Regions from separate parts of the Homo sapiens genome. Here region 1 is linked to region 2. A link is a loop called in an ENCODE intact Hi-C map of the cell type or tissue named here. Cell type or tissue: mammary epithelial cell. All regions are shown on one strand. Each heading gives the region's core, and the rest is flanking DNA. Links, peaks and the distances in the headings are about the cores only.

Region 1 (16,033 bases), core at 5,266-10,265, 150 kb after region 2:
CCCCCACCCACCCCAGCACGCCCAATATGTGGGCCCCTATCGGCTGGAGAAGACGCTGGGCAAAGGACAGACAGGTGAGCCTAGCAGAAGGGGACACCTGGGGCGGGGGGCAGGGTGGAGGTGGCGGCAGAGGCGGGACTCAGGGTATTCAAATGGCAGGGGCTGGCTGCCCAGACCCCTGGGCCCCTCATAGAGAAGGGACTTGGGATTCAGACTCCTGGGTCCCTGGATGGAGGGGGTGGGGGGCGCAGACTCAGGTCCTGGAGGAGAGGGGCTGGGGGCCTGGACTCCTGGGTCTGAGGGAGGAGGGGCTGGGCACTGGACTCCTAGGTCTGAGGGAGGAGGGCCTGGGGGCCTGGACTCCTGGGTTTCAGGGAGGAGGGCCTGGGGGTCTGGACTCCTGGGTTTCAGGGAGGAGGGGCTGTGCTTGGACTCCGGAGTCTGAGGGAGGAGAGGCTGGTGGCCTGCACTCCTGGGTCTGAAGGAGAAGGGCTTGGGGGCCTGGACTCCAGGGTCTGAGGGAGGAGGGGCTGGGGGTCTGGACTTCTGGGTCTGAGGGAGGAGGGGACTGGGGTCCTGGACTTTTGGGTTTGAGGGAGGAGGGACTGCGGTCCTGGACTTTCAGGTCTGAGGGAGGAGGGCCTGGGGGCCTGGACTCCTGAGTATGAAGGAAGAGGGTCTGGGGTCTGGACTCCTGGGTCTGAGGGAGGAGGGGCAGGGGTGCTGAACTCCTGGGTCTGAAGGAGGAGGGGCTGGGGGCCTGGACTCCTGAGTCTGAGGGAGGAGGGCGGTCGGAACCTTGAGTGTTGGGACAGGGAGTTTGGGGCCCCAGTGCTCCAGTCCCCATAGGGGCAGAGGCTGGAGGGGCTCCAGGGCCAGGGAGGGGATGGAGGCGGCCTGCAGAGTGGGGCCGGGCTGGGACCTGAGGTTCTTGCTGCAGTACAGCTGCAGACCGGGGTGCAGTGCATCCATCCTGGGAAACCTCTTCCCTCCCCACTGTCCTCTGGCCTCCAGTTCTCCAGGCAGCAGGTTGGGGTGACAGGGGCCGTGGGGCCTAAGACATTCTCCCCTTCTCTGGCATGCTGGCTCAGAGTGGGAAACAGGATGGAGGGTGGGAAGGTGGGCTGCAGCAGGCGCGTCTCCTGGAGCGGCTGTGGAAAGGGCGTTCATCCTCTGCTGTTGCTGAACGCTGGCCACCGGCCGCGGCCTCCTTCCTGCCGGATGGATGGTGGGTGGAGGTGACATGGGAGCTGAACGCCCAGAGTCTCTATGAAGCTCAGGGCCAGAGCTGGCAGGAGTGGGGACCGACTGGGCCGTAACTGGGAGCTGAGACCCTAGGGAAAAGGAGAGGGTCAAAGTCCCAGATCCTGAGTGGTAAGAGTGTGAAGGTGTTGCTGACCTGAATTCCTGAGTTACAGGAGAAGAAGGGGTCAGACCTGGACTGGGTCTGAGGGAGGAGGGGCTGGGCCTGGAGTGCTGGGTCTGAGGGAGGAGGAACTGGGGGTCTGGAGTGCTGAGTCTAAGGGAGGAGGGGCTGGGGGTCTGGAGTGCTGGGTCTGAGGGAGGAGGGGCTGGGGGCCTGGAGTGCTGGGTCTGAGGGAGGAGGGGCTGGGGGCCTGGAGTGCTGGGTCTGAGGGAGGAAGGGGCTGGGGGGGCTGGATTCCTGGGTCTGAGGGAGGAGGGGCTGGGGTCTGGACTCCTGGGTCTGAGGGAGGATGGAATGGGGGCCTGGACTCCTGGGTCTGAGGGAGGAGGGGCTGGGGGTCTGGACGCCTGGGCCTGCAGCTTTAGGGGCTAGTCAGGGCTAGGTCTGTGGCTTTGGGGGCTCAGGTCCTGGAGTCGAGGGTCCTGAGGAGAGGTGTGGGCTAGGAGACCGGACATACCCTTGGTGTCTGTGTGCTGTCTGTTAGGGCTGCCATGAAGAGAAGACCCAGGAAGGCAGTTGAGGCTGGGGGTTCAGGAGAAGGTGGAGGGTGATCTGGGGAGGGGCAAATGTGAGATTATATTCACTGGGAGGGGATTCAGGAGGAGGTGGAGGGTGGTCTGGGGAGGGGGCAAATGTGAGACTATATTCGTTGGGAGTCATAGGGTCTCCAAAAGATTGAAAAGCAGAGAATACAAGGAATTGATGGAGAGAGACAGAGAAAGTGGGGGGGCGGGGGCTTGGAGGAGACAGACTCGGGGAGACACGGTGAGGAAAGAATGCGTGGCAGGCGGGCTCCCCAGGACGGAGAGGGTGAGGGCCAGGGGGTGGCTGGCAGAGGAGAGGGGCACCTGGCTGGATGGACAGTCAGGAGGAACGGACTGGCAGGAGGGAGGGGAAGGGTGGTTTTGTGGGAGTGTGGGCTCTCAGCCCCAGGAGTTCAGGTCTGATGTGTTCAGGCCATTGTTAAACAGCCAGCCCAGGAGGAAGGAGCAAACAGGGTGGCCAAGGGGGGACATAGGCGCTGGGGACGAAGGGGACCCGGCGGAACACCCCACATTTTCACCCTGCTCCTGCAGGGCTGGTTAAACTCGGGGTCCACTGCATCACGGGTCAGAAGGTCGCCATCAAGATCGTGAACCGGGAGAAGCTGTCGGAGTCGGTGCTGATGAAGGTGTGTGCGCCTGCTGCAGTGTGCCTGCGGGTGGGGGGGCCTCCGGGGCTGAGGGCAGGGGCGGGGCCGTGCTGACCTCTTTTCCCGTGTCCCCACCCCTCTTGACCCTCAGGTGGAGCGGGAGATCGCCATCCTGAAGCTCATCGAACACCCACATGTCCTCAAGCTCCACGACGTCTACGAGAACAAGAAATATTTGTAGGTATTTATAGACACCCAGCCCTACCCCATCCTCCCTCTCCAGGTTACCAGGGTGGGACTTCTCCAGAAACAGGGCCTAGGGGGACCTGGGGGACCTGCAGCTCTCCAGGCTGGACCGCTGAAGGCCCAGTTCCTTGCCTGTTGCACAGGGAAGCCCCTGACACACAGGGAACCCCACTGTTGTCACGCTGTGTTGGGCCTGAGGCCAAGGGCAACCATCCTCCTACCGTGTCCCCAGCTCCAGCTCCTCGCCCTGTGGCACTGCATGGAATGCGCTCTGCTAGACAAGCAGGGTGCCCTCGACCAGACCCAATCTGCTATGGGCAGATGCCTCCTGTTTGTAAGGCAAGGGGCCTAGCAAAGCCCAAAGGATCTTCCCAAACCCCAACTCTGGAGCACTGGAGAGCCCCCCTCCTCCCCCGGCATAACTTCGGGTGCCGTGGCTGGACACCCCAACAATGGGCCGCCTTAGGAGGTCTGAGTCACTATCTCAAAGTCAATCACCCGCCAGGAAGGATGGGGGTGGGGGTCCAGCTGTCCAGACTCCAGAGAATGGGCCTCTTTGTCCAAACTCTGGTGACCCAAAGGACAGCTGGGCTGGGAAGCCGGAGAGGGGACAGCCCTCGTGTTCCCCCCCGGCACCCAGTCCCCCGGATGAACTGACATCAGGTCCGTCGATGCTGGCGCAGGTTTCACCACACGGGAAGCTGTCTGCCCGGCGCTCATGGGACCTGCTCTCAGGCTTTCCCAGGTGTGGTGGTAGGGAGGGGCTATTGTCCGGACCGGTGCATGGTCGCTCCCACTCCACTCTTGGCGTAGGGAGGCAGGGCCATGGGAGTTTATGCTTCGGGCAGGAATCCCAGCCATCTAAGAGCTCATAGAAATTGAGCTTTTGGGGCCAGGCGCGGTGGCTCATGCCTGTAATCTCAACACTTTGGGAGGCCAAGATGGGCGGATTTCTTGAAGAGCTCGAGACCAGCCTGAGCAACATGGCAAAACCCCGTCTCTACAAAAAATACAAAAATTAGCTGAGTGTGGTGGTACACCTGTAGTCCTACCTACTTGGGAGGCTGAGGTGGGAGAATTGCTTGAACCTGGGAGGCAGAGGCTGCAGTGAGCCAAGATCGTGCCACTGCATTCCAGCGTGGGCGACAGAGCAAGACTCTGTCTCAAAAAAAAAAAAAAAAAAACTCCAAACAACAACAACAACAAAAAAAAATGGTTGATGGAAACTGGAACCCCGTGTCCCAGAGGCTTATGGGAAGGGAGTTTGGGGGTTTTTTTGTTGTTTTGTTTTTTTGAGACAGAGTTTTGCTCTTGTTGCCCAGGCTGGAGTGCAATGGCTCGATCTCGGCTCACCACAACCTCCACCTCCTGGGTTCAAGTGATTCTCCTGCGTCAGCCTCCCGAGTGGCTGGGATTACAGGCACGCACCACCACGCCCAGCTAATTTTGTATTTTTAGTAGAGACGGGGTTTCACCATGTTGGTCAGGCTGGTCTTGAACTCCTGATCTCAAGTGATCCACCCACTTCGGCCTCCCAAAGTGCTGGGATTACAGGCATAAGCCACCGTGTCTGGCCAGAAGTGGGGGTTTTTAACTTCTAGGCGCTGATGGGAGTTGTCGTCTATTGCCTCACAGAAGCTGGCTTGGACTGGTGCAACCTTGCAATCGTTAATACTCGAAAATGAATTCAAATTTGAGTTTCCTCACTCCAGAGGGAATTAGAGGCTTGGCTTTCTAGGGGCTAATAGGAGTAGGGGTATCTTCACTTCCCAGGGTCCTATAAGAATTGGGGTCTTTGACCTTCAGGTGCTAATAGAGTCGCCTTATCTCCTGAAACCATTATGAGTCAAAGTGTTGGTTCCCCTCTGAAGCTGACATGGGAGGCTCTACTGCCCAGGGCTAATGGGACTTGAGTTTGGTTTCCTAGAGGCTGGTGGAAACTGGAGTCACTTCCTCCCAGGGAGTGATGGGAACTGGAATCTCTTCCTCCCAGGAATTAATGGAAACTGGAGTCTCTTCCTCCCAGGGACCCATGGGAATTGGAGTCTCTTTCTCCCAAGGATCATGGGAATTGGAGTTCTCTGCCACCAGGAGCCAGTGGAAGTGGGAGACCAGGCCCTTTGGTCCTCCACATGCCCCTTCCAGCCCTCTGCCCCCTCTATATCCTTTAGGTACCTGGTTCTGGAGCACGTCTCGGGGGGTGAGCTATTCGACTACCTGGTAAAGAAGGGGAGACTGACGCCCAAGGAGGCCCGAAAGTTCTTCCGCCAGATTGTGTCTGCGCTGGACTTCTGCCACAGCTACTCCATCTGGTGAGTGGGCAGCTTGAGGGGGAGGAGGGGCTGAGGGCTGCCCAGCAGACAGGCCCTTGGGGGCATGTGGAGGGCTGAGCAAAAGCCATGTGGTCGGCCCCCAAACCTTTATCCCATTGAGACATAACTCATACACCAGAAAATTCCTCCTTTTAGAGTGTGTAATTCAGTGGTTTTTGATATATTTGCAGTGGTATACATCTGCCACTGTGGAATTTTAGAACATTTTCTCACCCTGTACCCATTAAGTAAGCAGTCACTCCCCATTCCCCTCCTGCCCCCAGCCCCCGGCAACCTATGTTCTGTCTGTATGGATTTACCTATTCTAGACGTTTTATATAAATGGAATCATACGATACATGGCCCTTTTTGTATTGTTTTGTTTTGTTTTTGAGATGGAGTTTTGCTCTTGTTGCCCAGCAGGAGTGCAATGGTGTGATCTTGGCTCACTACAACCTCTGCCTCCCAGGTTCAATTGATTCTCCTGCCTCAGCCTCCGGAGTAGCTGGGATTACAGGTGCACACCACTACACCTGGCTAATTTTGTATTTTTTTAGTAAAGTCGGGGTTTCACCATGTTGGCCAGGCTGGTCTCGAACTCTTGACCTCAGGTGATCTGCCCGCCTAGGCCTCCTAAAGTGCTAGGATTACAGGCGTGAGCCACCACTCCCGGCCTCTTTGCCCATCTTTAATTCAGTTATTTTTTAAAATTTGATTTAGTCTTTTTATTATTGATTTGTAACAATTTTTTATTCTAGGAACAAGAGATTACTCTAGGAACAAAATTATTCCTAAAAATTATTCTGTATGATGACAGCAAGAACAAGGGGGAAAATTTAACAAAGAAAAAAAGAATTGTTTATTCTAGATGCAAGTCTTTCATCAGTATACATTTTTAAATTATTTTCTCCAAGTCTGTGCCATGTTTTTACATTTTTATAAGTCTTGTGAAAAGCAAAAGATTTTTCATTTTGATAAATTCCAGTTTGTTGATTTTTTTATTTTACACCTCATGCTTTTTCTTTTTCTTTTTTTTTTTGAGACGGAGTCTTGCTCTGTCACCCAGGCTGGAGTGCAGTGGCGCGATCTCGGCTCACTGCAAGCTCCGCCTCCCGGGTTCACGCCATTCTCCTGCCTCAGCCTCCCAAGTAGCTGGGACTACAGGCGCCCGCCACCACGCCCGGCTAATTTTTTGTATTTTTAGTAGACACGGGGTTTCACCATGTTAGCCAGGATGGTCTCAATCTCCTGACCTCGTAATCCGTCCGCCTCGGCCTCCCAAAGTGCTGGGATTACAGGCATGAGCCACCGCGCCCGGCCTACACCTCATGCTTTTTCTGTCCTATTTAAGAAACTTTTGCCCAACTCAAGGTCACTAAGGTCTTCTGTATATTTTCTAGAAGTTGTATAGTTATAGCTCTTGCATTTAGGTCTGGCATCCATTTCAAGTTAATTTTTGTATATGGTGTGAAGTAAGGGTTGAGTAAGGGTTATTTATTTATTCATTTATTTTTAGTTTAGTTTAGTTATTGAGACAGGGTCTTGCTATGTTGCCCAGGCTTGTCTCAAACTCCTGGGCTCAAGGCATGAGCCACTGCGCCTGGCCTATGTGTCCACTTTTAAAGATTTTTTTTTTGGCTGGGCATGGTAGCACATGCCTGTAATCCCAGCACTTTGGGAGGCCAAGGCGGGCAGATCACCTGAGCTCAGGAGTTCGAGACCAGCCTGGGCAACAAAGTGAGATTCCCCCCATCTCTCCAAAAAATAAAAATAATTAGCTGGATGTGGTGGCGTGTGCCCGTGGTCCCAGCTACTTGGGAAGCTGTGGTAGGAGGATTGCTTGAGCCCAGGAGGTTGAGGCTGCAGTGAGGCAACAGAGTGAGACCCTGTCTCAAAAAAAAGAAAAGTTATTATTTTTTTCATTGAATTGACTTTAGCCTCCAAATCAGATATTAAATGTGCAACGTTTTTCTAACTGTTCAGGTACAAAATGAATGCCTTCATCTTTTAGCCTCCTTCATTTGCGCATCTCTCTCACTAAGATGTGTTTTTGGAGATGGGGTGGGGATCACGGTAGAGGGACTCAGACTTTGGGTAAAGCTTGATGATAAAAAGGCCACCTACTTAAATTTTCGGTTTTTGTCTTTTTTTATTTTTTGAGACGGAGTCTCGCTGTCACCCATCCTGGAGTGCAATGGCACGATCTCAGCTCACTGCAACCTCCACCTCCCAGGTTCGAGCGATTCTCCTGTCTCAACCTTCCGAGTACCTGGGACTACAGGCACCCGCCACCATGCCCGGCTAATTTTTTGTATTTTTAGTAGAGATGGGGTTTCACCATGTTGGCCAGGCTGGTCTCGAACTCCTGACCTCAGGTGATCCACCCACCTCGGCCTCCTGAAGTACTGGGATGACAGGCTTGAGCCACCGCACCCGGCCCTGTTTAAATTTTCCACACCTTCCTGTTGACAAGATTGTCAAAACCCTGATATTGAAACCCTGGCCTCTAGGGGGAGATATTCAACGTATTTAACAAGTTTGACCCAGTTAATGACCAGGCCAAATGAAAACTGCAGAATCCTACACTCCCTCTCTCCCCAGACACCAACCCTTAAACCTTGAGGAGTTTGGTTCAAGGGTGGGAAGGTCCCAAGACAGGAACCAAGGATTTTAAGAACCAGCTGCATATCAGCTTTACCTCAAAATAGCTCACTTTGTACATATTCAAATACTTACAGATAAACTAATATGACATCTGGGATGTCCTACAAACTAATTTGGGTTGGGGAGGAGTATGTAAGGGACAGAGATGAGATCAGATTGGCCCTAAGATGATCATGGATGAAGCTGGGCGATGGGTAAGTGAGGCTTCCTCTTACTTTCTCTCCAGTTTTGGGCACGTTTGTGATTGTCTATTATAAAAAGTTTCCAGGCCGGGCGCGGTGGCTCACGCCTGTAATCCCAGCATTTTGGGAGGCCGAGGCAGGTGGATTACCTGACGTGAAGAGTTCGAGACCAGCCTGGCCAACATGGTGAAACCCTGTCTCTACTGAAAATACAAAAATTAGCTGGGCGTGGTGGCACATGCCTATAATCCCAGCTACTCGGGAGGCTGAGGCAGGAGAATTGCTTGAGCCCAGGAGACGGAGGTTGCAGTGAGCCGTAATCGTGCCACTGCACTGCAGCCTGGTCGACAGAGTGAGACTCTGTCTCAAAAAAAAAAAAAAGGAAAGTTTCCAAAGCCAGACATGGTGATGCACGCCTGTGGCTCCAGCTACTCAAGAGGCTAAGGCCAGAGGATCACTTGAGCTGGGGAGGTCAAGGCTGCAGTGAGCTATGACTGTGGTACTGCACTCCAGGCCGGGCAACAGAAAGGGACCCCATCTCTAAGCATACACTTGATCTTAGCCAAAAGGCCGAGAAGCAATGCCCATCTCTAAAAATAAAAAACAAAATAGGCCGGGCGCGGTGGCTCACCCCTGTAATTCCAGCACTTTGGGAGGCCAAGGCAGGCGGATCACCTGAGGTCAGGAGTTCAAGACCAGCCTGGCCAACATGGTGAAACTCTGTCTCTACTAAAAATACAAAAATTAGGCCTGGCGCGGTGGCTCATGCCTGTAATCCCAGGACTTCTTGAACCCGGGAGGTTGTGGTGAGCCGAGATCACGCCATTGCACTCCAGCCTAGGCAACAGAGCGAGACTTCGTCTCAAAAAAAATAAAAATACAAAAATTAGCTGGGTGTGGTGGCACATGCCTGCAATCCCAGCTACTCAGGAGGCTGAAACAGGAGAATCACTTGAACTCAGGATGCGGAGGTTGCAGTGAGCCGAGATCATGCCACTGCACTCCAGCCTGGGTGATAGAATGAGACTCCATCTCAATAAATAAATAAATAAATAAATAAATAAGGCTGGGTGCTGTGGTTCACACCTGTAATCCCAGCACTTTGAGAGGCCAAGGCGGGCGGATCATGAGGTCAGGAGCTCAAGACCAGCCTGGCCAGCATAATGAAACCCCGTCTCTACTAAAAATACAAAAATTAGCTGGGCATGGTGGTGCGGCCTGTAGTCCCAGCTACTCAGGAGGCTGAGGCAGGAGAATCACTTGGACCCAGGAGACAGAGGTTGCAGTGAGCCGAGATCATGCCACTGCACTCCAGCCTGGGAGACAGAGCGAGATTCCATCTCAAAAATAATAATAATAAATACATACATACATATGATAAAAAATTAAAAATTTTTAAAAAGACCAAAATTAATGAATGATAATAAATGGTCTCTCATCCCCTAAAAATCCAAAAAGTATGCAGAAGTGTTCCACTGTGAGAGCCAGTCAGTGGGGCCTGGGCCTCCTGGGAGGAAGGAAGAGGCCTGAGTCCCACCTGGCTGTCTCAGCCACAGAGACCTAAAGCCCGAGAACCTGCTTTTGGATGAGAAAAACAACATCCGCATTGCAGACTTCGGCATGGCGTCCCTGCAGGTGGGGGACAGCCTCCTGGAGACCAGCTGCGGGTGAGTGGGGACTGGGCTCCCGAGACCCTGGGCAGGGGTTTAGAAGCTGGCTGGAGGCTCACATCAGCTCTCTCCCTCAGGTCCCCCCATTATGCGTGTCCAGAGGTGATTAAGGTGAGTGAGGGGCGGATAGAGGGGAGAGGGGTGGAGGCAGCAGTGAGGAGCGATGAAGTCACAACTGGCCTTCCCTTCCAGGGGGAAAAATATGATGGCCGCCGGGCAGACATGTGGAGCTGTGGAGTCATCCTCTTCGCCCTGCTCGTGGTAAGGCGCCCTCACCTCTCCTGTCATTTCTAGATCAATCCCACCTGGTGGGAGCATAGGACAGTACCTTCCATCCTCAGGTCATCTCCTGAATTTATTTATGAATTTTATTTATTTATTTTGAGACAGAGTCTTGCCCCGTCGCCTAGGCTGGAGTGCAGTGGTGTGATCTCAGCTCACTGCAACCTCTGCCTCCCAGCTTCAAGCAATTCTCCTGCCTCAGCCTCCCAAGTAGCTGGGATTGCAGGCGCCCACCACCACTTCCAGATAATTTTTGAATTTTTAGTAGAGACAGGGTTTCGCCATATTGGCCAGGCTGGTCTCCAACTCCTGACCTCAGGTGATCCACCTGCCTCTGCCTCCCAAAGTGCTGGGATTCCAGGTGTGAGCCACTGAACCCGGCCTATTTATTTATGTATTTTGAGACAGAGTCTTGCTCTGTTGCCCAGGCTGGAGTGCAGTGGTGCAGTCTTGGCTCACTGCAACCTACGCCGCCCGGGTTCAAGCTATTCTCCTGCCTCAGCTTCCCGATTAGCTGGGACTACAGGTACCTGCCACCATGCTTGGCTAATTTTTGTATCTTTAGTAGAGACGGGGTTTCACCATGTTGGCCAGGTTGGTTTCGAACTCCTGGCCTCAAGTGATCCACCCTCCTCGGCCTCCCAGAATGCTGGGATTACAAGTATGAGCCATCGTGCCCGGCAGCTGAATTTATTTTATTTTTATTTTTATTTTTATTTTTTGAGAGAGGATCTCTCTCTGTCGCCCAGGCTGGAGTGCAGTGGCGCCATCACGGCTCACTGCAGTCTCAATCTCCCAGGCTCAAGCAGTCCTCCCGCCTCAGCCTCCCGAGCAGCTGGGATTATAGGCTCTTGCCAACACGCCCAGCTAATTTTTGTATTTTTCACAGAGACAGGGTTTCGCCTTGTTTCCCTGGTCGGTCTCAAACTCCTGGGCTCAAGTGATCTGCCCACCTCAGTCTCCCAAAGTGTTGGGATTACATGCGTGAGGCCACCGAACCCAGCCCATCTCTCGAATATTTCACTGGTAATGGGAAAGATACTACATTAACCAACAGACCAAGATCCTGGAGTTCCCCCACTCTGTGGGGAGCTAACCTTTTCATTCACAGAACTGTGGGTTAAAAAGATAAAAGAACTATGGGATAGTCTCCAGGAAGAACCCCAGAAAGGAACAAGTCATCCAGGAGCACCTGGAGGGCTTGATACAATGACTGTTTACCAGCTGATTCTAGGGCATTGTGATACTGTAATAACAAGTATAACCAGGCCGGGCACGGAGGCTCACACCTGTAATCCCAGCACTTCAGGAGGCCGAGCGGAGGCAGATCACCTGGGGCCAGAAGTTTGAGACCAGCCTGGCCAACATGGTGAAACCCCATCTCTACTAGAAATACAAAAACTAGCCGGGCTTGGTGGCGCATGCCTGTAGTCCCAGCTACTCAGGAGGCTGAGGCAGGAGAATCGCTTGAACCCAGGAGGTTGAGTTTGCAATGAGTTGAGATCGCGTCACTGCACTCCAGCCTGGGCGACAGAGTGAGACCCTATCTAAAAATATATATATATAGCCAGATCGTAGGCTATCAGCCCTGCTCCTACCACAGGGCCTTTCTGCCTGGGACACTCTGCTACCTATTAGCCTTGTTGCTCACCTAGTTCATATCTAGACTTCTTCAAGCTCTCTGCTCAGTTGTCACATTTCCAGGAAGCTTCCCCTGCCCCCACTCCTCCTCCCCACTCCTGTAAGGTCAGACCCCCCTGTGGTAGGCTCCCTTCTTCCTGGCAACGATCAGAGTTGTCGCTGTGCATTTTGTTGCCTAATTCGTTGAGTGGCATCTCCCTTCCCTTCTGTATCATCAACTCCCTGAGGTCAGGGCCGATGTCTGGGGCATCTGTCTTTGTGTGTTTTATTTCATTTTGCTGGCTTGCCTTTGCAAACCTAAAGTTGACACATGTAAGTCCCCAGTGAACACCTGTAGTGAGAATAAATCAGCAGTTGTCCGGGCGCAATGACTCACGCCAGTAATCCCAGCACTTTGGGAGGCCAAGGTGGGAGGATTGCTTGAGCCCAGGAGTTCAAGACCAGCCTGGGCAACATAGCAAGCAAGACCCCATCTCAAAAGAAAGTTAAGAAAGTAGCCAGGCATTGCCGGGCGCGGTGGCTCACGCCTGTAATCACAGCACTTTGGGAGGCCGAGGTGGGCGGATCACGAGGTCAGGAAATCGAGACCGTCCTGGCTAACGTGGTGAAACCCCGTCTCTACTAAAAATACAAAAAAAATTAGCCGGGAGTGGTGGCGGGCGCCTGTAGTCCCAGCTACTCGGGAGGCTGAGGCAGGAGAATGGTGTGAACCCGGGAGGCGGAGCTTGCAGTGAGCCGAGATCATGCCACTGCACTCCAGCCTGGGCGACAGAGCGAGACTCCGTCTCAAAAAAAATGAAAAAAAAATTAGCCAGGCATGGTGGCACCTGCCTGTAGTCCCAGTTACTCAGGAGGCTGAGGTGGGAAGATTGCTTGAGCCCTGGAGGTCAAGGCTGTAGTGAGCCATGATCATGCCACCGAACTCCAGCCTGGATGACAGAGTGACACCTCGTCTCAAAAATAAATAAATAAATAAGTAATAAGTAGAAAAGAAAAAGAATACATAAGTTTTTTTGTTTGTGTGTGTTTGTTTTTGAGACGGATTCTTGCTCTGTCACACATGATGGAGTGTAGTGGCGCCATCTCGGCTCACTGCAACCTCCACCTCCTGGATTCAAGCGATTCTCCTGCCTCAGCCTCCCAAGTAGCAGGGACTACAGGCATGTGCCACCACGCCTGGCTAATTTTTGTATTTTTAGTAGACATGGGGTTTCACCATTTTGTCCAGGCTGGTCTCGAACTTGACCTCCGCCCGCCTCTTCCTCCTGGAGTGCTGGGATTACAGGTGTGAGCCACCACGCCCAGCCATAAGCAGTTTTTTTAATGTCAGGCACTGTTCTGATCATGTTATTTCACACAATTCCCTCAGCAGTCCCAGGGAGGGGAAGTGACTGGCCCACGGGCACGCAGCTGATAAGCCGCAGGCCTGGGGTCAGTCCTTGGTCTCTTAACCACCAGGCTACATAACGGATACTAAGGGCAATGAGGCCAGCTCCAAGCTGGCTTCCTGGGGCTCACCACTCCATGGGGAGAGCAGCCGAGGTGCTCTGGAGACGAGCTAAGAATGTTCAGAACTCAGCCCTTCTTCACTTGGTGGCTAAAAGCCTGGTTCTGGAGCCCATCCAGCCGAGTTCCAATCCCTGCTCCCTCTCCCTGAGCGAGCCAGTCACCCTACCTCAGTGTCCTCATCTGCACCGTGGAAATACACATCATACCTATCATTGTAAGGGTTTTGTTTTCATTTTTATTTTATCTATTTATTTTTTCATTTTGAGACGGAGTTTCGCTCTTGTCGCCCAGGCTGGAGTGCAATGGTGCGATCTTGGCTCACTGAAACCTCCACCTCCCAGGTTCAAGATTCTCCTGCCTCAGCCTCCCAAGTAGCTGGGACTACAGGCACCTGCTACCATGCCTGGCTAATTTTTTTGTATTTTTAGTAGAGATGGGGTTTCTCCATGTTGGCCAGGCTGGTCTCGAACTCCTGACCTCAGGTGATCCACCCGCCTCAGCTTCCCAGAGTGCTGGGATTACAGGCGTGAGCCACTTCCCCCAGCCCACTGTGAGGGTTTAAATAAATGCTGCACGTGAAGCCCCTGGCACAATGCTTGATGATTATTATTAGTAGTTTATTCTTTTTTTTTTGTTTCTTCTTTTTTTTTTTTTTTTTTTTTTTTTTGAGATGAAGTCTTAGTCTTGCTCTGTAGCCCAGGCTGGAGTGCAATGGCTTGATCTTCTTCGCGGCAACCTCCACCTCCTGGGTTCAAGTTATTTCTGGCTAATTTTTGTATTTTTAGTAGAGATGGGGTTTCACCATGTTGGCCAGGCTGGTCTTGAACTCCTGACCTCAAGTGATCTGCCCACCTCAGCCTTCCAAAGTGCTGGGATTACAGGCATGAGCCACCGCACCTGGCCTAGTAGTTTATTCTTGTTCCAATAGTTCCTCATCATTTGCAGATTCCATATTTGCAAATTTGCCTACCTGTCAAAATGTATCTGTAACCCAAAATAGTCCTGGAGGTGCTTTCACAGTCATTGGCAGACATGCCCAGAGCAGGGGAAACCTGAGCCGCCCACCCAAGGTGCAGGTTTCCGGCTGAGGTCAAACAAAGTGACCCTGTTTCAGCTCTCATCCTGTAAACAATCCCCCTTTCACCACCTATTTCGTGTCACGTTTTTCACATTTTTGTGTTGTTGGTGGCAATTTCGTTGTTTAAAATGGCCATGAAGCCAAGTGCTTCTGAAGTGCCGTCTGGTGTTCCTAAGCGCGGGAGGCTGTGATGTCCCTTCTGGAGAAAGCCCCTCTGATGGGCATGCTTTGTTCAGGAATGACTTGTAGTGCTGCTGGCCATGAGTTCCGCGTCAATGACACAGTACATATGAAAGGTGTCTTTAAGCTGGGTGCGGTGGCTCACGCCTGTAATCCCAGCACTTTAGGAGGCTGAGGCGGGCAGATCACGAAGTCAGGAGTTCGAGACCAGCCTGGCCAATCAGGAGGCTGAGGCAGGAGAATCGCTTGAACCCGGGAGGCGGAGGCTGCAGTGAGCCGAGGTCATGCCACTGCACTCCGGGCTACAGTGCTAGACTCCGTCTCAATAAAAAAAGAAAAGTGTCTTTAAACAGAAACACATACAAACAAGGTCATGTAATGACTGGTTGACAAAAATGTGACGAGAGGGTCAAAGGAAGCTTACTAACTATAGTTCCTCCAGTAGCCGTGACTCGTTCACTAGTTGAGAGTTTGCAGTGACTTTATAGAACAGAACTCTCAAGAATAACAAGAATCAACTGTATTGTTGTTATAATTTGTTTTGGTTTTTTTTTTTGTTTTGTTTTTTGTTTTTTTTGAGATGGAGACTTTCTCTGTCACCTAGGATGGAGTGCAGTGGTGTGATCTCGGCTCACTGCAGCCTCCGCCTCCTGGGTTCAAGTAATTCTCCTGCCTCAGCCACCCGAGTAGCTGGGATTACAGGCGCCCGCCACTTTGCCCGGCTAAATTTTGTATTTTTAGTAGAGATGGGGTTTCACCACGTTGGCCAGGCTGGTGTCAAACTACTGAACTCAAGTGATCCTCGCCCCTTGGCCTCCCAAAGTGCTAGGATTACAGGTGTCAGCCACCATGCCCAGCCTGTTGTTATAATATTTAATCCAGACCGTACCCTTCCTGGCAGGATCATTATGTCCGTTTCACAGAGGAGAGGAAACTGAGGCTCTGTGCTTGAGCATCAGGCAACCAGAAGTCAAACCCAGGCTTCCGCACCCTAAGATCGGCATTCAGAGGTGCCTTCTCTGTATCTCCCCATTCTCCGTCCACAGGCCTCAGATACCAGGGGCAACTGGGAGCTTGCAACACCCGGAAAAGCCCTCAAAGGCTCACACCATCACCTCCCATGAGTCTTTGTCCATGGGGGGTCACCTTGGCTCCCCTCCAACCCTTGCCCTGGTGATTGGAAGCATTCCCTCCCGTCCCGTATGATACGTTCGCTTGTTTGTTTCCTGTCCCCTCTGGAATGCAACTTCTCTGCTCATTCCACCACCTTTGCTGATGACTTGAGTGTCGAGTGTGTGTCAGGCAGCGTCCCAGGCCAACTCCAGGAGGGCAGGGATGTGATTTTGTCCCCTGCTTCATGGCTGGTGGCTACGTCAGAATGCAGGATGTGGTGGGGTCTATGGTCAGTGCGTCACAGCAGCCAGCCTGTAACAGTCCTGACTGTGGGCCCAGCACTGTCATGTACTAGGTCAGTTCATTCTGATGCAGTCCGTGAGGTGGGTGCTGTGACGACCCATTGCCATTTTCAGAGCAGTGACTTGCCTGAGGTCATGCAGGTATAAGCCCCAGAGCAAGGATTCAAAGCAAGGCAGGGGACCAGGTGCGGTGGCTCACACCTGTAATCCCAGCACTTTGGGAGGCTGAGGCGGGCAGATCACCTGAGGTCAGGACTTCAAGACCAGCCTGGCCAACGTGGTGAAACCCCATCTCT
Region 2 (6,578 bases), core at 795-5,794:
AACTCTGCTGTACGACCTCACTCCAGATGCTCAGCCTGTCTGGGCCACAGTCGCCCTTAGTCTCAGGATATGAGAATGTCTGTTTTGAGGGGGTCAAGGGAAGTAACTGGTGATAAGACCAGGGACTGGGGAGATTAAAGAGGCTGATGGCCTTGAGCCTGAGGAAGGGGTTCTGGAATATTGAGCGAAGGCATTACGACATTCGAGAAACTCTTCATTGAATGTTCCAGAAACAGTGGTTTGTCCAGGCTGAGCCCCGTCTCCTTATGGTGGACATGAGGCTTTTTGTACACCCAGCACTCCGTACCTGAATTAGTTTCCTTTCTGTTTTTGAGATGGAGTCTCGCTCTGTCACTCAGGCTGGAGTGCAGTGGTGCAATCTCTGCTCTGTTCACTGCAACCCCCACCTCCTGGGTTCAAGTGATTCTCCTGCCTCGGCCTCCCAAGTAACTGGGATTACAGACATGTGCCACCATTACCAGCTAATTTTTGTATTTTTAGTACAAACAGGGTTTCACCATGTTGGCCAGGCTGGTCTCAAACTCCTGGCCTCAGGTGATCCACTTGTCTCGGTCTCCCAAAGTGCTGGGATTACAGGCGTCAGCCATCGCGCCTAAACTTAGTTTCCTATCACTGCTGTAATTTGCAAATTTAGTGGCAGAAAAACAATGCAGATTTGTTATCTTACAGCTCTGCAGATCAGACATCTGAAATTGGTCCCCCTGGGCTGGAATCAAGTTGTGAACAGAACCAATTTATTCTGGAGGTTCTAGGGGAGAATTCATTCCCTTCCCTTTTCCAGCTGCTGCCTGCATGTCTGGGCCCATGGACCTTCTTTCATCTTCAGAGGCAGCCATGCAGCATCTTCAAATCTCTCAGTCTGACCCTCTGGCCTTCCTCTTATAAGGACCCTTGTGATGATCTTGCCCTTCCCCACAGGTAATCCAGGACAACCTTCCCATCTCAAGATCTTTAATTTAATCACATCTGCAAAATCCCCTTCACAGCTGGGTGACGGGCAGGTGGCTGTAATCCCAGCTACTCGGGAGGCTGAGGCAGGAGGATCACTTGAGCCCAGGAGTTTGGGAACAACGTGGGCAACATAGAAAGACCCTATCTCAAATAAAAAAAAATAATAATAATAGTAATAATGATGACAATGGCCAGGCATGGTGGCTCATGCCTGTAATCCTAGCACTTTGGGAGGCCAAGGGGGTGAATCACCTGAGGTCAGGAGTTCAAGACCAGCCTGAACCAACATGGAGAAACCCCATTTCTACTAAAAATACAAAAATTAGCCGAGCCTGGTGGCAGGTGCCTGTAATCCCAGCTACTCAGGAGGCTGAGGCAGGGGAATTGCTTGAACCAGGAGGCGGAGGTTGCAGTGAGCTGAGATCGCGTCACTGCACTCCAGCCTGGGTGACAGAGCGAGACTGTCTCAGAAAAAAAAAAAATTAAAATTAAAAAAAAAGGGAAAAGAAGAAAATGGAGAATCCAGGCCGGGCACGATGGCTCATGCCTGTCATCCCAGCACTTTGGGAGGTGAAAGCAGGTGGATTGCTTGAGCTTAGGAGTTGAAGACCAGCCTGGACAACATGGCAAAATGCTGTCTCTACAAAAAATAAAAAAATAAAAAAAACTAGTGGGGCAGAGTGGCGCAGCCTATATAGTTCCAGCGACTCTGGAGGCTGAGGTGGGAAAATCATTTGAGCCCAGGAGGTCCTAGTTATAGTGAGCTAGGATCACACCACTGCACTTCAGCCTGGGTGACAGAGCAAGACCCTATTTCCAAATAAACGAATAAAAAATAATAATAGGCCGGATGCGGTGGCTCACACCTGTAATCCCAGCACTTTGGAAGGCTGAGGTGGGCGGATCATGTGGTCAGAAGATCAAGACCATCCTGGCCAACATGGTGACACCCCATCTCTACTAAAAATACAAAATTTAGCCGGGCGTGGTGGTGCGCACCTGTAGTCCCAGCTACTGGGGAGGCTGAGGCAGAAGATTCGCTTGAACCTGGAAGGCAGAGGTTACAGTGAGCTGAGATCGTGCCACTGCACTCCAGCCTGGGCGACAGAGCTAGACTCCGTTTCAAAGAATAATAATAATAGTAATAATAATAATAATAATAATAATAACAAAATGGGCATCCGGCTGAAGAAGTAACATTTGGGCTCTCAGGGCAGGGGAGGCACCCACCGCCAGCTTAGCCTGACGTTCGCGTTCCTTCTCAGTTCTGAAGCGCTGTTGCTCGGCTCTCTCTGACCGGCGCCGCTCCTGGGAAACGGAGAAGCATAAGGGGGTGCAGGGACGTACCCCCAGTCTTCCTTCCCCAGAGTAGGCTAATAAACAGATTGGAGTGTGGCCACCGACTTGGGTGAATTCGCGAAAGCCTAAGGCTCAGCTCTGTACTAGGAGGAAAACTATTATCTGCATCTCCCAAGATGCAAGGGATCCACATGGAGGGAGGAAGACCGGGGGGAACCCGGACTCTCGGCTCACAATGCGCTCCTTCAAGGCAACCAGCTCCTCTTCCTCCTTCTTCCGCTGCTCGAAATGTACATCGATGAGTGTCTGCAGCTCCAGCAGGTCTTTCTCCATGCGCTTGCGGTGGATGTCCTGCAGGACACACGGGCAGCCCGTCCTAGGAGACCCTGGAGGGGGCAGCAGCCTCCCAGCACCTCCCCCATGCAGGATGGTGAACTGAACCGTTTCCCAGGACGGTATCCAGCAGGTGGCAGCAATGCCTCGTGTTTGACACTAATCAGCTCTTCCAAGGACAGGCTTCCCAAAGACGGGAGTGGGGAGTGGGGACCGGCGCCTTTTTTTTTTTTTTTCCTCCCAGGCTGGAGTGAAATGGCGCGATCTCGGCTCACCGCCACCTCCGCCTCCCAGGTTCAAGCGATTTTCCTGCCTCAGCCTCCCGAGTAGCTGGGATTACAGACACCTGCCACCACGCCCGGCTAATTTTTGTATTTTTAGTAGAGACGGGGTTTCACCATATTAACCAGGCTGGTCTCGAACTCCTGACCTCAGGTGGGTCACCTCAGCCTCCCAAAGTGCTGGGATTACAGGCATGAGGCCCCGCGCCCGGCCGGCGCCTTTTCATGATTGACACAAAGGCCCCTTAAAGACTAGCAACTGCGCCTGCGGAGGGGTCTCTTGTCACTTACATCGAAGTCAACGCGCTCCCCTTCTGGGATCTTTGGCGGGATCAAAGGAGGCACCACGGGGCGGCTGAGTGGACAGAAACACAGAGACCATGAGTGGCCCGACCTCCCTGAGCCACCTCCCACCTCCGGGATGTGCCGTCCAGTGAGGTAGCCGCCAGCCCCGGGAGGCTCCTGAACGTGGAGGGTCCCAGCTGAGGCGGGCTGTCAGTGAAACACACAAAAGAAGGTAAAATACCTCACTACTCATGTTTTTTTGGTTGTTGTTGGTTTTGTTTTGTTTTTTTGACGGAGTCTTGCTCTGTCACCCAGGCTGGAGTGCGGTGGCGCCACCTCGGCTCACTGCAAGCTCCGCCTCCTGGGTTCACGCCATTCTCCTGCCTCAGCCTCCCGAGTAGCTGGGACTACAGGCGCCCACCACCAAGCCTGGCTAATTTTTCTGTATTTTTAGTAGAGACGGGGCTTCACTGTGTTAGCCAGGATGGTCTCGATCTCCTGACCTCGTGATCCGCCCGCCTCGGCCTCCCAAAGTGCTGGGATCACAGGTGTGAGCCACCGCGCCCGGCACTAATCATGTTTTATACTGATTACATGTTGAAATGATAAAACATTATATAACAGATTAAAAAAACTGTGCTATGAAAATTAATTTTTCCTATATTGTTGTACTTTAAAAAATATGCCTAGTAAGAATTTTTTTTTTTTTTTTGAGACAGAGCCTCACTCTGTCACCCAGGCTGGAATGCAGTGGCGCCATCTCTGCTCACCACAACAACCTCCACCTCCCAGATTCAAGCGATTCTCCTGCCTCAGCTTCCCGAGTAGTTGGGATTACAGGCGCCTGCCACCACGCCTGGGTAATTTTTGTATTTTTAGTAGAGACGGGGTTTCACCATGCCGGCCAAGCTGGTCTTGAACTCCCGACCTCAGGCGATCTGCCTGCCTCAGCCTCCCAAAGTGCTGGGATTACAGGCAGGAGCCCCTGCGCCCAGCCATTTTTAAATTTTTTGTAGAGATGGCGTTTCACAGCCTGGGCGCGGTGGCTCACGCCTGTAATCCTAGCACTTTGGGAGGCCAAGGTGGGCGAATCACTTGAGGTCAGGAGTTCAAAACCAGCTTGGGCATCATGGTGAAACCCCATCTCTACTAGAAATTAAAAAAAAAAATTAGCTGGGCATGGTGGTACGTGCCTGTAATCCCTGCTACTCAGGAGGCTGAGGCAGGAGAATCGCTTGAACCCCGGAGGCAGAGATTGCAGTGAGCCGAGATCGTGCCATCGCACTCCAGCCTGGGTGACAGAGGGAGACTCTATCTCAAAAAAAAAAAAAAAGAGATGGCGTTTCACTATGTTGTCCAGGGTGGTCTTGAACTTCTGAGCTCAAGTGATCCTCCCGCCTCAGCCTCCCAGAGTGCTGGGACTATAGGCGTGAGCCACTGCGCCCAGCCTTTAGTAAGAAATTGTAAGTGACGTGTGTGGCTTGCCATCTATTTCTATTGGGTGGTGCCGCTCTGAGGCTCAGCCCTCAGCCTGCTCTGATTTCCTGCCACTTCCTTGGAATTCTCTTTTCTGGGTTTCTGAGACAGTGAAGAGCGATTCCAAGATGAAGCAGACAGGACTTAGGGGATGCTGGGCAAGGGGAGGGAAGAGGTGAGGACAATCCCCAAGGGTCTCTGGGCCAGGGGGCCAAGTGTACAGCAGGGCCGTCATCTCCATCTTGGAAAAGTCGATAAGCTCCATCAGGGCGTCATGTGTGGGAATAAAATATGGCTTACCATATTGTACAGGAATGAATACCGGCTTGCCTCCCACCCCTCTGGCTGTTCCATCCCTATCTCCTGCCCCGACAGCCCCGTGAGCTGCCAGTGAGCTTTCCTTTTCCCTTTTCTCATCATCAATGCCATTCACTCCAATGACTTCAGGTATCATCAACTGCTGAGGACTCGCCAACTGTCTCTGGTCCAGACTCTCTCCTAAGCCCCAGACTCAAGCTAACAGGTATCTCCTGAACTTTTCCCACCTTCCCACACATGACGTCCTGATGGAGCTCACCAACTTCTCTGAGAAGGAGATGGCAGCCCCACTGTCCACTTTGTTCCCCAGCCCAGAGACCCTTCGGGGTTGTCCCCATTGCTTCCCTCCCCTTGCCCAACAATCCCCAAGTCCTGTCCCTTTGCCTTGGAATCCCTCTCAGTCCATTCCCCCACCCCACCCCACCCCCTTTTTTTTTTTTTGAGATGGAGTTTCACTCTTGTTGCCCAGGCTGCCGTGCAATGACACGATCTTGACTCACTGCAACCTCTGCCTCCCGGTTCAAGCGATTCTCCTGCCTCAGCCTCCCAAATAGCTAGGATTACAGGTGCCCACCACAATACCTGGCTAATTCTTTTGTATTTTTAGTAGAGACAGAGTTTCACCATGTTGACCGGGCTGGTCTCAAACTCCTGACCTTAGGTAATCCGCCCCCCTCAGCCTCCCAAAGTGCTGGAATTACAGGCATGAACCACTGCGCCCGGCCCCATTCCCTTATTTTTATTTATGTTTTAGAGACAGGGTCTTGCTCTGTTGCCCAGGCTGGAGTACAGTGGTGTAATCATAGCTCACTGCAGCCTCCAAATCCTGGGTTCGAACAATCCTCCTTCCTCAGCCTCCTGAGTAGCTGGAATCACAGGTGTGTGCCACTGTGCCCGGCTAATTTTTTAAAATTTTTTGTAGAGATGTGGGGGATCTCATTTTGTTACTTAGGCTGATCTTGAACTCCTATCCTCAAGTGATCCTCCCACCTGCCGCTGCGCAGGCAGAGGGCACAGTGTGTGCAAAGGCTCAGGGGTATGAAAGCACAGGCATGGCTAGAGAACCATGAAACGCTGTGTGTCTGTCAGTGGGGAAGGCAGATGCCGGAAAGGTCCGCTGGAGCCAGATGGGGAAGGCTTTGAATGCAGGCTAGTTGCTTTGACTGCGTCTTAAGAGTAGTGGGGAGTTGAGGAAAGATTCTGAGCAGAGGAGGGGCAGGGTTAGCTCTGGTGTTAGAAAAGTCTCTCTCGAGTCATGGAGGAGGATGAGCCACAAGTTGTAGGCAGGGAGGCCAGAGAGGAGGCTGGGGTGATGGTAAAGGCGCGAGGGGAAGAGGGACCACTGGGTGGAAAGAAGGAAACAGACTGGCTGGGCATGGTGGCTTGCGCCTGTAATCCCAGCACTTTGGGAGGCCAAGGTGGGAGAACTGCTTGAGGATAGGAGTTCAAGACCAGCCTAAGCAACATAGCAAGACCTCATCTCTACAAAAAGAAAAAAAAAAAAAAAAACCAGGTGTGGTGGCACATGCCTGTGGTCCCAGCTACTCAGGAGGCTGAGATGGGAGGATTGCTTGAGCCCAAGATGTTGAGGCAGTGGGCCAGGATTGGGTCACT

What was found. Hi-C counts contacts between places; a loop is a spot of excess contacts. Peaks named below come from ENCODE experiments on the same cell type or tissue, not always from the same donor. Only the 100,000 strongest peaks of a DNase experiment are listed, where the experiment ranks them.
Region 1: it touches region 2 in a loop (9-fold over the local background); 7 of 110 quality-filtered maps call a loop at or near these places.

Annotation. Positions count from the first base shown.
Region 1 is chr19:55,284,505-55,300,537 of GRCh38, forward strand. It overlaps BRSK1 (BR serine/threonine kinase 1), which reads left to right. Exons shown (of 19, transcript NM_032430.2): 1 at 1-74; 2 at 2,503-2,597; 3 at 2,710-2,795; 4 at 4,976-5,116; 5 at 9,513-9,629; 6 at 9,710-9,743; 7 at 9,825-9,893. Among named protein-coding and RNA genes, the nearest start is that of BRSK1, 8.5 kb to the left of the region's middle. In mammary epithelial cell, for the core only: a CTCF peak has its summit at 7,625 (motif pointing right); a DNase peak (open chromatin) is centred at 7,617.
Region 2 is chr19:55,138,681-55,145,258 of GRCh38, forward strand. It overlaps TNNT1 (troponin T1, slow skeletal type), which reads right to left. Exons shown (of 14, transcript NM_003283.6): 7 at 3,177-3,240; 8 at 2,506-2,622; 9 at 2,203-2,280. Among named protein-coding and RNA genes, the nearest start is that of TNNT1, 7.2 kb to the right of the region's middle. RefSeq lists enhancers at 2,592-2,651, 2,781-3,285 and a silencer at 2,869-3,094. In mammary epithelial cell, for the core only: a CTCF peak has its summit at 2,736 (motif pointing right); a DNase peak (open chromatin) is centred at 2,741.